2 separate regions of the Homo sapiens genome follow, and region 2 is linked to region 1. Evidence: chromatin contacts called from ENCODE Hi-C or POLR2A ChIA-PET data. All regions are on one chromosome and are shown on one strand. The core of a region is the stretch at or near the end of the contact, and the rest is flanking DNA. Distances in the headings are between cores, read along the strand shown.

Region 1 (6,729 bases), core at 2,038-4,537:
GTTGAATGAATACAGCACCCCCAGTCTCGCGGTGGTATGCGACAGTTCCTACCTGTGCCTGGGTTCCTCCTAACCATCATCTCCGGGTCGATAGACCAGGGCAGTGAGGCAGACCCACTGACACCTCTGTGAGTAGGAGGCATGGGGACAGGGGGTAGCCCTTACATCCTGACCACTGTCCCAGGCCTGTGCCACCCTGTCCTCTCCCAGGGCCTCCTCTCCCAGGGCCTCCTCACCCTATAGGTTCCTGTCCCCGGGTTCGTGGGGTGGAGGTTGACAGGCTTACCCGCTTCTCGTTGGAAGAGTCGTTCACATTAACGCCACAGGCCAGATTAGGCCTGGGGAAGGTTTCTGACCAGCCATCCTGTGTGCAGTTTCGGAACAAGGAACCTGTGGGTGCCAAGAGTCCTGTAGGTGAGCCATGGGCCCAGGCACTGTGATTTTCATAGTAACATCTATTGTAACATGTAGCTGCTACAACCACTCTATAGTGTGGAAACTGAGGCACACAGCAGTTCCAGAACTTGCCCAAGACCACACCCTAGTAAATAGGGGGAAAGTGATTTGAACCCTGGGGCTCGGGCTCCAGAGCCCAAGCTCTTAAGCACACACCACGTGCCAGTCCCCCTTCTCACCCCAGCCGGGTGCTGCTCCTGATCCCAGGCCCTGCCACCGTTTAACAGGTGGGTACCCCGGAGAATCTGTGGTGGCTGCCCAGTACCTGGCCACTCCCATCATGACTTTTTCTCAGGCTCCCATTTTTACTCATCCTGCTCCATGGAAGTTCTGTTTTAAATGGAACTTCATGCCCTGCTCACTCAGCCATTTGAAAACCACCAGAGTGCCATTGAGATGAACCCCTCCAGGCAGCGCCCCTCACGGAAGGGTGGAGGGTCCTTCGGCCACGACCTGTAGGCCACCCCTCTGCATTTCTCTGCATAATAGATCGTGAGACCACCACAGTCCTCCGGCTCAGCTGCTCACTGCCCCCCACCCCTGGCACGAGGACGCATGCTGGGCCCTCTCACCACATGGGCAGTGGCTTCCCCGCCTCCCCAGTGCCTGGCCCAGAGCCTCTGCTTATCAAACGCGGGCTGGCTGGCTGGACAGAAAGGCAAATTGAATGGGGATAAAGAGCCTGCCCTGAACTCTTCTCATAGGGAAGAGGAGAGCACTTCCCCACTGGAGCTTTTACAGCAGGAGCCCAGCCTGCGGAAGGGAGCCACTAGCCAGGAGGGAAGTCTTGGAAGGCCACCGTGAGGAGTTTCCCTCCTCGGGCTGAATGGCCTCGCTGAATTCTGTACTCTGAGCTGCCAAGGAGGGCTGGGATCTGGCTCCCCAGCTCAGGCCGGTGTAAGTGTTGCAGGGGGCAGGATGCTGATGGCCGAGTCCTGTGGGTAGGAGCCCTGCCACCCCTTTGCTCTCACTGGAGCCTTAACAGCCCCAGCTGAGCGTGGCATGCTTCTTTACACAGTCTCCAGGGGCTGGGCCCCTGGCTAACAGGGTTTAGGGTCTAATCCTCACAGTGCCCCACTGAAGGAGGTGCTGCTGCCCATTTTACAGGACAGAACACCAAGGCCCAGAATTGAGCTATCATGCCCAGCCACAGCGTATGCTATCACTGTTCTACCCACCCACCGGGCCCTCTTCCTGAAGTCTCAGGGGCAGCGTCTAGGACCAGGAGACCGTGTCCTCTGAGATCTGGGCATGCCTGCCCTGTGGAGGCTCAGGAGGCCTGGAGCGCAGGTTTAGAAGCAGCCAGATCTGAGTCTGAAACCCAGTGCAGCCTCTTGGTCACTGTGTGACCTTCGGTGCATCATTTCTCTGTGCCACAAAATAATCACCCACACTGCAAGAGTGAGCAGGGAACATGAGAGCACACGGAAAATGCCTAGGCTGGTGCCAGGCACAGAGCGGGCACCGAGGCATCACTCCCCTCTCTTTTTGGCCTTTCTAAAATAGGCAGAAGTGGGAGGGGCTTGGAATCTTGGAATTTAGGCGAGGGGTGGGGAGGTTTCTGGAACTGAATCAAGAGAGTTAGGTTGTCAGATGGGAAACAACGGTGGTCAAATTTAGGCTGGGTGGATGGGAAAGCAAGTTAAGGGAACACAAATTCCCCCAAGGCCAGAATCGAAGGTTATAAGACAGCGCGTGCCTAGAGGCTGGGCTCCCTGTGGGCTCGCCCAGGGCAGCAGGCCTGCCCGTTTGGGGCCCTCTCCTCACTGACACAGCAGGACTCCCAAGACAGATGCTGCATGTGACCCAGGCCAGGTGCCCAGAGCTGCTAACAAGGCAGGGCCCCCTGCCTTCCACTCTGTAGAGCTGCAAAGCAGCTGCCTCCCCACTTCCCCAGGGCTGAATTCCTAATAGGTAAGGGAAACTTAACCAGGCACAGGCCAGTGTGCACCTCAGGGGACCCCTGAAAGGATGTTTGTGCATATATATATATATATAGATGTAGATATTTATATTATATATATAATATAAATAGATATTTATATTTATATTTGTATTATATTATAAATATAAAATAAATATATATATTATGTGCATATATATAAATATATAGATATATAGATATATATTTATGCAGTTCGGGGAAAGACTAGTCCAAAGCTTTCATCTGATTTTCAGAAGGCTCCGGGACCCTAATCAGGTTGGGAAGCATGACCGCTTTAAGGCCAGATCCTCACTAAGTAGGAAGAGAAAGAGGGCCAAGGGGATGCCGCTGGGGAATTGTGTTTTTTAATAAGGAACTCTGGAAGACCAGCGTCCTTTTCAGAATCAAAGGAATACACCCTAGAGGGAGCATTCTAGGCCTGGCATGAACAGAAACATCTGGGGGCAGAATCGGCCTGCGGTTTCTCCAGTCACATGGACCCCACCCCTCCTGTCAGGACCCATGTAGTAGGTGCCCTCAAGGAGAATTAATTTATTTTCCAGAGCACCTTGTCCTCACTGGGCGCTCCCCCTGGGGTTAGGGTTGGGGGCACCACCTAGGGAAGCCTGCCTTCCTGCCGGGAGATGAAGGGGCAGGAGTCTAATCAGACCCAGAAGTAGATCTATGGGGATGAAGGAGGGGTGGGTGGGAGTTCTTGATGATAAATTGAGGCCAGACAGCTGTTGACCTGTGCTCTTGGGCCACCCACCCCCAGGCTGGGTATGAACAACGTGGCCCCCACCACCCTGGAGGGAGCCCAGAGCCCAATAGGCAGGCCTTTGGTGTGGCCCTGCAGGCCCACAGCGACACCATGTGGCGGCGAGAAGAAACTGCAGCAGAGTCGGCACAGGACCCCAGCTTCCATCCTCACGTTGTGTGGACATGGTCCAGCTTCCTGCCGCGGACCATGAGCAATCCAAGGGTAGGGGAGCCTCAAGAGGGAGACACTGAGCCTTTACGTAATGAGGCAGGGAGGGGTTCAAGCAATTAATTGAGAAAGGATGTGACAGGACTGGCACCTGGTCACTTTGTGGCCGTGAGCACCAGCTCCGCCTATCCCCTCTGCAGGGCAGAAGGGACAGTGCTGCGGGAGGCGGAGGTGCTGTGGCTCTGGGAAGGCTGAAAAGGGACGGCTGCAAAGGAGAAGAGCTTCGAGTCCTTTCCATCAGGAGAAAAACCCGGTCAGCTGTGGAGGAGCACTGCACAGGAGTCAGAAAGTGGAGTCTGGGCGTGACCTTGCACCTGACCAGCCTGGGGCTCTAGGTCCGCCACATCTGGACTAATCTCCTGTGTCCTGAGCTCCCAGGACCCCAGAGGCAAGCATGGAGGGGCCACGCTGGCAGGTAAAGTTGGTAAGCTTGCGGGGGTGTGTGTGGCAGGGGTAGGGGAGGGAAGGTGGGAAGGAGAAAAAGGAAAAGAAGGGAGAGGAGTAGGGGAGAAGGGACAAAATTTATTTCCAAGCACAGCCTTACAGGGCAGGTCTTATTTATTTTCCCCATTTTACAGTCAAGAAAATTGAGGCTCCCCAGCAGTGAGCAACTTGGATCCCGGGGCTGACTGGCACCCAGCTAAAAGACATTTCCCCAGGTCCCTTGCAGTTAGATGTTGCCATGTGACTGAGTTCTAGCCGAGGGAATGTGGGCAGAGTGGGATCCTTCCCAGGCCCGCCCCTTATGAACCTCTGCTGTGTGGTCCTCCGAGTTCTTTCCTCTCCGCCAGTCAGCCTGGAAACTATGTGATGCCACGGTTGTGAGGTGTGGGGTGCTGGGGTCACCGTGTAGAGGAGAGCTGCCTGCTAATCAGGAATACCTGTTTCCTGTTCTGGACGTTTTTTGTTTGTTTGTTTGTTTGTTTGTTTGTTTGTGACAGAGTCTCACTCTGTCGCCCAGGCTGGGGTGCAGTGGCACGAGCTCAGCTAACTGCAACCTCAGCCTCCCAGGTTCAAGTGATTCTCGTGCCTCGGCCTCCTGAGTAGCTGGGATTACAGGTGTGCACCACCACGCCTAGCTAATTTTTGTACTTTTAGAAGAGATGGGGTTTCACCATGTTGGCCAGGCTGGTCTCGAACTCCCGACCTCAGGAGATCCGCCCACCTCGGCCTCCCAAAGTACTGGGATTACAGGTGTGAGCCACCGCACCCAGCCTGTTTTGGACTTTCTGTGGACAAATTTGCATGAAGGCTTTGAGATGTGGGGCATTGTCTGTTACAGCAGCTAGCATTACCAAGCCAGGAATTGGAGGAGCGGGTTTCAAGCCTGTCTACCTCATTTCCCCCAGTTCCCATAGTGTAGGGTGTTGAGTGAGGCTTCGAGGGAGCAGCATGTTCCCCAAATATGTGTGTGTGTGCACACATGTGCGTATGTACAGCAGAATTATGGTGAGAAGAATCTCCACTCCCTTCCCACAGTCTCTGAACCGTGGTCATCTTTGCCTTGCCTGACTTTGAAAGGCTGGTGGGTTTTAGTGTTAAATCACCTATTCTTGTTCAGGCTTCATCTGGCAGCTTTGCTGTCCTGCATGGACCAGGAAAGAGGGGCAGCTGCACAGCTTTTCTCAGTCCCTGTTATTATTACTCTTTACTGGATCAAGGGAAAAGTCCTGTGATCTGCAGGGGGTTTATGATGAATAAATGAGCCCGTATGTACATATAAAAATGTCCAGTGCATGGTCGACTTCTAATCAATGTGAGTCAACTAGGAAAATTCTTAAATCCGCAGCTGTCTTCTGGTAAGACAACCCCTCGCCCCAGGAGGCCAGGGGCTCCCAGGGAGCCAATTTCTCAGCAGGGCCTGACAGTGGAAGGAAGTATTTTGGAAGGCCAGGCCATTAGGGAGCCTGCCACTACCAGGAGGGGTTCCAGACATGGGGACTGGAACAAGGCCCCTGGTTGCTAAGGGGGCAGAAACATGGAAGGAAGGAAGAGAGCTCCTAGCTGAAGGGCCTGGGGAAGACAGAAGCAGGCCCAGCCTCCCTTATCGCCTTCCCCAGTGCACTGCCTCCTGCCCCCTTGCTTGACACCCTCAGAATTTGAGTCCACCCCACATTCCCAAGCAAGGCTTCTAATCCTTTGCAGTGATCTCCCCCATCATTGTACCCATACTTGTCCTCAGAGAAGGTTCCTTGGCCTCCTGCCTCTAAGCTGAGGCCCCACCCAGAGGGACACCCCTCAGCCTGTCCGCCAGGCCCCATGGGCCGAGTGGTTACCATTTCTGCTGGTGAGCATCCGGAGGAATCTCGGGCATTCCACCTCCACCATCCGGCCCGGCACAGAAGAGGGCCAGCAGCTTATGTTGTCCCACATCCCCTCACAACCTGCCAAGAAAAGCAGCATCAGACAAGGATGGGGGATGGACCGAGGGCTGCCCTACCATCCTGTCCACATCACCGACACCCTTGCCTGCCTGGAATTCCCACTAGACTACTTTCAAAGCTCTCATTAGGTGCTGACTCCTCAGGATCAGGAACCTATCCTGTCTAATGCACCCTTGGACTCTGCCATGTACACGGTAGTGCTCAGTGTTGAAGATAGAAGGAAGTAAGAAAGGGAGGGAGGAAGGGAAGAAGGAAAGAAGGAAGGCGCCCTCTCCTATAAGCTTTGCAAGTAAAGGTCTGGATTTCTCTGGAGCAGATGGCACATCTGTTGGCCAATCAGTTTGCATTAAACAACTAAGCAGCAATGGGTCTCCCTTCTAGCTTCATGGTACGACTACCTGGGGAGCTTTAGAAATAGACCTAGCCGGCGTGGCACACAGGGATCCTGCATGAATTGGTTTGGGTGGGCCCAGGCATCATGTCCTTTGAAAGCCTTACAGGTAATTCTAACGTTTGACTGCAGGGTTGAGAACTCTTGTCCCATGATTCTCAAACTTCAGCTTGCATCAGAGTCACCCAGAGGGATTATTAAAACACAGATTGCTCAGTAAGTCTGGGGTGGGGCCTGAGTATCTGCATTTCTAACAAGTTCCCAAGTGATGCTGATGCTGTTTGTCCTGGGACCACACTCAGAGCCACTGCCCTGGCCTATGGACACAGCTCCACAAGTGTCACCACTGTATTTGCTGCAAGAATATTATTGAGGATGTTGCTTTCTACATCACTTGAGTTCCCTTGATGAGGCCCCTCTGGAAGGAGAACCAGGTCTCAATGCAGTGAGAAGCTGAACTTATTGTGAACGACTAGTATACATAGACACTACATTTGAAGCTGGTTTCCTCTTTGATTTGGCTGCTAGGAAGCTCAGAGCCAGATGCGTGGCCCACTTCTGAAAACTGAAAGATTTTAAGATGAAT
Region 2 (6,729 bases), core at 2,853-5,352, 41 kb after region 1:
ATATTCTTTCCTTTTTGGTTTCAGAGCCTGAGTCTAAGTCATCATTACATGGAGTTTTGGAAATATTGCTAAAATCATGTCAAAGTTTGGATTTTAAAATATTTAGACCACAAACGTTTTGTATAACTTTTGTCTTTTCCTAGAATTTTAAATCCACTTTCTTTTTTCTTGTTGATCACAAAATTCACAGGCCTTCACCTCATTAATTACACATCAGAGCTGTACTTCAAGGTTCTGAAGAGAACGGCTTTCTGTAACATTGCCTACTGTCTTCTCTGGGGTGTTCTTCAAGGAGCCCTTTGATTTTCTGAACTGAATCTTTTCTAGGGTCTTTTGCAGAACCATGGAACTGGTGCCCATCCATTGCTTTTCTGGGTAAATTCCACTTTTTAGTATCCCATAATTTTACATTGAGTTTTGGTTTTGCTACATAAAACTATGGTAATTTTTTAAAGAAGAAGTGCTTAAGTTGTAAACTGTGTGAGTCACTGCATGTCTAACAGTGTCTCTGCAGGGTGTATCACCCTTTGTCTCACTCAACACATAGTCGTGGTTGGTCCCACTGTGGTGTATAAGTTCACCTCTTGCTTGACAATTCTATGATGAACTTCCACCATCTCTTTCTTTGGGTTATTTTTCCAGATGGTAGACATGTTTTGAGGTGTCTGCTTAGCCCCTGAACCAACAACTGCCCCCTGGGAAGAACCCTTTCATGTCTAGGCTGGGTGGTTTATGCTGTGTGATCCTATCCCACTGATTAGACCAAAGGAGAAAACCTAACCAGGTGTGAGACAATCTGCCTTCCTTGGATATTTGGTGTTGGCATGGGGAGAAAGCCAATCTCTCCCATTTCCAAAGCATGCAAACTTGGAGGCTATGGAGCATCCATATACTATCCTGTAGAAAGCAACAGAAAAATCCAGTCTGCAGAGAGAAAGAATAACAAAGAAGACACAAATAAGAGAGAAAATATGTCAAGTGGGTTCTGTTAGCTATTTTGGAGTTTAATTTTGGACTCTTAAGTCAAGATGGCAAAATCTGGGAGGAGATATAATAAAAATCTTTTAAATTCTGAATAAAGGCTGGGTGCAGTGGCTCACGGCTGCAATCCTAGCACTTTGGGAGGCCAAGGCAGGTGGATCACCTGAGGTCGGGAGTTTGAGACCAGCCTGACCAACATGGAGAAACCCCGTCTCTACTAAAAATACAAAAAAATCAGCCAAGCGTGGTGGCGCATGCCTGTAATCCCAGCCACTCAGGAAGCTGAGGCAGGAGAATCTCTTGAACCCGGGAGGCAGAGGTTGCAGTGAGCCAACATCATGCCACTGCACTCCAGCCTGGCAACAGAGCTAGACTCTGTCTCAAAAGAAAAAAAAAATCTGAATAAGGTAAAGAGACTCAACATCATCTCTCTTCTCACACTTTATAATTACTTGCCTAACAACCAGAGACTGGAAAGATATCGCTTCAAGGGGGGAAAGGAAAGTAATAGTCTAATTTATACAATGAGAAATAAAAACAGGAAACTCATCATTATATAACCTATTCAAAACTCAAAATTTTAGCAAACATTTATTGGGCACCTACTATATGCTTAGCAGTCTGCCCATCACTGGTGACATGAAGGTGAATGGGACATAGATTCTGTCCTTGAAGCTCATGGTCTCCAACAGGGGCCAGAGAAGTCAATGGCCAGAGGGCCCAATGTAAGTGCTGTGAGGAATTTTAAATGGGAGTGGCATTGCCAAGTCTGCCATTATGAGAAGGAAGGAGGATGGGGTCAGAGTAGTAGTAAAGAACCCCTAGGAGATGGCTCTACCATTTAAGCAAGACGTGAGGATTGTCTTTGAAATAATTACTTTTCAGTGTCAACTTGACTGGATTAAGGGCTAACTGCATAGTTGGTAAAACACTATTTCTGGGTGTTTCTGGAGGAGATTGGCTCAGGAGTTGGTAGACTGAGTGAGGAAGATCTGCTTCAACGTGGGCAGGCACCATCCAATCGGCTGGGCACTGAATACAACAAAAAAGGCAGAGAAAGGTAAATTCACTAACTTACTCTCTCTCTTTCTCTCTCTTTCCTGGAACTGGGACACCCTTCTCCTGTCCTTGAACATCAGAATCCCAGGTTCTACAGCCTTGGATTTTAGAACTTGCACAAGTGGTCCCCCCATGGTTCCCAGGACTCTAGCTTCTGACTGAGTTCCACCATCATCTTCCCTGATTCTGAGGCGGTCAGACTCAGAACCACGTTGGCCTGAGCCATGTTGCTGGCAAGATGGAAAGGAAGGAGGTGCCCAGCACTGCATGCCTCTAAGATGTGTTGGGTATTTCCTAGTGTCTCAGTGTAACTATTCATAGTATCTCTTCTCTCTCAAAAACTGCATGGATGACCCTTGGTAGGATCCGGACTGGAAAGTATCTAGTGCATACAAATGGCCAACAGGTAAATGAAAAGCTGCTCAACATCACCAATCATGAAGGAAATGCAAATCAAAGCCGCAATGAGCCATCATCTCACACCTGTTAGGGGGGCTAATGTGGGGTGAGAACAAGTGCTAACAATGATGTGGAGAAAAGGAGACTCTTACATACTATTGGAAGAAATGTAAACTGGCTTAGCCATTATGAAAGACAGCATGGAGCTTCCTCAAAAAAATTCAAAATAGAACTAACATATGATTCAGGAATCACACTTCTGGTCATAAACCCAAAGGAAATGAAATCAGCACCTCGTAGAGGTACCTGTGCCCCCATGCTCACTGAAGCACTATTCACCATTGCCAAGATGTGGGAGCAACTTACGTGTCTCTCAACAGATGAATGGATGAAGAAACATGCTGCATATATACAATGGAATGCCAGTCAGCTTTAAAAAAGGAGATCCTATCATTAGTGACAACATGAATAAACTTGAAAGACATGGTGCTAAGTGAAATAAGCTGGTCACAGAAAGAAAAATACTGCATGATCTTACTTATATGTGGAATATTACAAAGTTGAATACAAAGCAGCAGGGAGTTGAATGGTGGTTGCCAGGGCCTGGGAGGGGGTGGGAATGGAGAGATATAGGTCAAAGGGTATGAAGTTGCAGTTACACCAGGATGAATAAGTCTAGAGATCTAATGTACAGCATGAAGACTATAGTTAATAATACTGTATCGGGCCGGGTGTGGTGGTTCACGCCTATAATCCCAGCACTTGGGGAGGCTGAGGTGGGCTGATCACCTGAGGTCGGAAGTTCAAGACCAGCCTGGCCAACATGGTGGAACCGCGTCCCCACTAAAAATACACAATTAGCCAGGCATGGTGGCGCATGCCTCTAATCCCAGCTACTCGGGAGGCTGAGGCGGGAGGATCACTTGAACCTCTTGAACCCGGGAGGCAGAGGTTGCAGTGAGCTGAGATCGCACCATTGCACTCTGGGCTGGGCAAAAAGAGCGAAATTCTGTCTCAAAAGTAATAACAATAATAATAACACTGTATCGTACACTGGAATTTTGCCATAAGAGTAGATTTCAGGTGCTCTTACCACACACACACACACATGCACACAAATGGTAACTTTGTGAAGAAACATATGTTAATTTGCTTGACTATAGTAATCACTTCACTGTGTATTTCAAAATATCATGTTGTACACTTTAAGTGCTTTTTTTTTTTTGAGACGGAGTCTCACTCTTTCACCCAGGCTGGAGTGCAGTGGCACAATCATGGCTCACTGCAGCCTCTACTTCCCTGGTTCAAGCATTCCTCCCGCCTCAACCTCCTGGGTAGCTGGGACTACAGGCACACACCACCACACCCAGCTAATTTTTAAAATTTTTTGTAGAGACAAGGTCTCCTATGTTGCCCAGGCTGGTCTTGAACTCCCAGGCTCAAGCCATCCACCTGCCTCAGCCTCCCCAAGTGCTGGGATTACAGGAGTGAGCCACCGTGCTTAGTCTACAATTTTTATTTTTTAAAAAAGATTATAAAAAAGAATCCAGTGAATGTGGCAAATCGAAGGGCACTGGTGAGGCTGGTTTCTGTGGGTGGAGCGTGGGAGCCAGGTTGCAGTGTGAGAGTGAGTGAAGTGGAGGCAATGAAGGTGGACGCGTCTTACAGGAAGCTGGCCACCAGGGGGCAGAGAGCAGAGGGCTATTTACTGCCTGGGCTGGATAGACTTGGGGAAGTTAACCAGCTGATGAGAAAAGTCAGCGGAGAGGAAGAGGGTGAAGGTTGGGTGAGATGGCTGTCATTGTGTTGTCCTGGGAAGGAAGTCGGTAGGGGTAGGAGTAGGGACAGGCTGTTGTCTGGGGAACAGCCTCTCTTCCACTTGGATGCTGTTATGGACTGAATGTGTCTCCACTAAATTCATATGTTGAAGCCCTACCCCCAGGGTGGCTGTATTTGGAGGTAGGGCCCATAAGGAGGTAATTAAGGTTAAACAGCATTGTAGTAATAGGGCCCTGATCCTATAGGATTAGTGTCCTTACAAGAAGAAATACCAGAAAGGTGTTTCCCTCCCCTCCCCTGCATCCACACACTCACTGGAAATGCCACATGAGGACAAAGTGGCCATGTGCAAGCCAGGAAGAGGGTCCCCACCAGAGACCAAACCCTTGGGGATCTTGATCTCACACTTCCAACCTCCAGAACCGCGAGATTAATTTCTTTTGTTTAAGTCCCCAAGTCTGTGGTATTTTGTTATGATAACACAGCTGACTAAGACAGACGGGAAGGAAAGGAACAGAGGGTACAATTTAGACACATCTGTAAGGGCAAGATGTTGGTTAGAAGTTCATCCAGGTAGTCTCAACTCTTGGGAAATGGAAGGTGAGCCCATCTGTTGAACATGAGAGGGAGGCGGGAGGTGAGAAATTTGAAAGACACGTGGCCATCAGGAGCACGCCTAAGAGCCTCAGGTGAGGGAAGTGGGGTGGGGCATGGCAGGATCTGGAGATGACTCTGGGAACCTCAGGAGCCTGCAGCACAATGGGCTAAGACTGCGGGACGTGATGAACCAGGGATGACCCTCCCCAAATGCCATCCTTGGAACAGACGCACAATGTAGAGGCTGGGTGGGCCCCAGGAGTCCATAGGAATGCTGAGCAGCCTTCTGTTTGTAATGTAAGCAAGTAGATAGCATCTGAGTATTGTGGTTTTACCTTGAGCTGCAGGTTGTCCCGAAGCCTGAGTGAAGGTCAGTGGTGAGAACCTACAGCTTGCTAAGAGCAGGGATGCAGAGACCAAGCTGGGGCTCACTGCAAGAGGCTGTTCTGGTGGTGGAGCTCGAATCCCAGATATTAAATCTAGGCTTTCAGCAAGGGGGTGCCAGGAAGAGAGGCTATGTCCTCCCTTGTCATGGTAGGAAATCTGGGGACTTCCCAACCTGGGTGGGGATCATGAGGACAGGGTGAGGTTGGGAAGTTCTGCGGGAACTCCAAAGGGTGACGATGCCAAAGCAGGTGGACTCCCCCTTTTTTTTTGAGACGGAGTTTTGCTCTTGCTGCCCAGACTGGAGTACAATGGCATGATCTCAGCTGACTGCAACCTCCGCCTCCCAAGTTCAAGCGATTCTCCTGCCTCAGCTTCCCGAGTAGCTGAGATTACAGGCCACCACGCCCAGCTAATTTTTTTGTACTTTTAGTAAAGACAGGGTTTCTCCATGTTGGTCGGACTGGTCTCAGACTGGTCTCAAACTCCCGATCTCAGGTGATCCACCCGCCTCGGCCTCCCAAAGTTCTGGGATTACAGGCATGGGCCACCGCGCTCCGCCTAAGTGGACTCCCCTAAACTGTTTGGGAACTGGTATCTCCTCCTGTTGGATTTTGTGACCCCATGCTCATTTCTGGGCCCCTCAATAAATGCTGTGTGTAACTCAGTATTTTTTTATGTTTCACAAATTGATTAGTTTAAATGAAAATTAATGCTATTTTGAAGTTTGGGAGATAATTTTATGACAGCTCCTTGGGCACCAGAAACCCGGAACAGGCCTCTCTTTTGGAGCAGATGCATGTGCTGGTTAAGAAGCTCTGCGGTGGCTCACGCCTGTAATCCCAGCACTTTGGGAGGCCAAGGTGGGTGGATCACGAGGTCAGGAGTTCAAGACAAGCCTGGCCAATGTGGTGAAACCCCATCTCTACTAAAAAATACAAAAATTAGCCAGACATTGTGGTGCATGCCTGTAGTCCCAGCTACTCAGGAGGCTGAGGCAGGAGAATCGCTTGAACCTGGGAGACGGAGGTTGCAGTGAGCCAAGATCTCGCCACTGCACTCCAGCCTAGGTGACAGAGTGAGATGAGACTCTGTCTCAAAAAAAAAAAAAAAAAGAAAAAAAGAAAAGAAAAACAAAGAAAAAAAAAAGAAAAAAAAACAAAAAAGAAGTTCCAGGTTTAAGGTCTCATGTCACCATGTCCAGCTGGGTGGCCTTAAGCAAATGGCTTCACATCTATCCAAGTGTCAGTTTCCTCATCTGCACCATGGGGCTAATAACTGTTGAAGTGAGTGTTAGTGTTAGGAGGGACTCAGCAGAGTGTCTGGTAGAAAATAAGAGTCAATTAAAGGAGCCTTCATCATCCTTCACTTATTAACTTCAGGGATAATAAAAATCTCAAAAGAAATCCACAAATACTTCTTCAGAAAACTAGAAAGTGTTTTTCCAGGTACACAAAAAAAATCCCCAGTGACCCTCTCTGAAAAGTCATCAATAATCAGCTCCCAGGCTGGGCATGGTGGCTCATACCC

What was found. Hi-C counts contacts between places; a loop is a spot of excess contacts on that map. ChIA-PET counts read pairs that join two places held with the same protein, here RNA polymerase II (POLR2A). Pooled maps may share reads with other maps.
Region 2: a loop to region 1 is called in a pooled map, with 2.1 times the contacts of the local background. The contact joins the enhancer-like site here to the promoter of SCTR-AS1 in region 1. A Hi-C loop is called at or near these places in 1 of 168 maps with a recorded cell type or tissue (transverse colon) and 1 of 50 pooled maps. POLR2A ChIA-PET finds 5 or more read pairs at or near these places in 3 of 52 experiments (Panc1, WTC11 and activated CD4-positive, alpha-beta T cell).

What each region holds. Positions count from the first base shown.
Region 1 is chr2:119,473,167-119,479,895 of GRCh38, forward strand. SCTR-AS1 (SCTR antisense RNA 1) reads left to right here and starts at 3,288. Exons shown (of 2, transcript NR_147847.1): 1 at 3,288-3,792. It overlaps SCTR (secretin receptor), which reads right to left. Exons shown (of 13, transcript NM_002980.3): 3 at 5,645-5,752; 4 at 287-390. RefSeq lists enhancers at 503-1,054, 1,605-2,155.
Region 2 is chr2:119,513,514-119,520,242 of GRCh38, forward strand. The region is part of intron 1 of SCTR (secretin receptor); the gene reads right to left. Among named protein-coding and RNA genes, the nearest start is that of SCTR, 7.6 kb to the right of the region's middle. Within about 2 kb of position 4,103, at least 2 of the 41 ENCODE cell types and tissues checked have a DNase peak (open chromatin) inside an H3K27ac peak, as active enhancers do.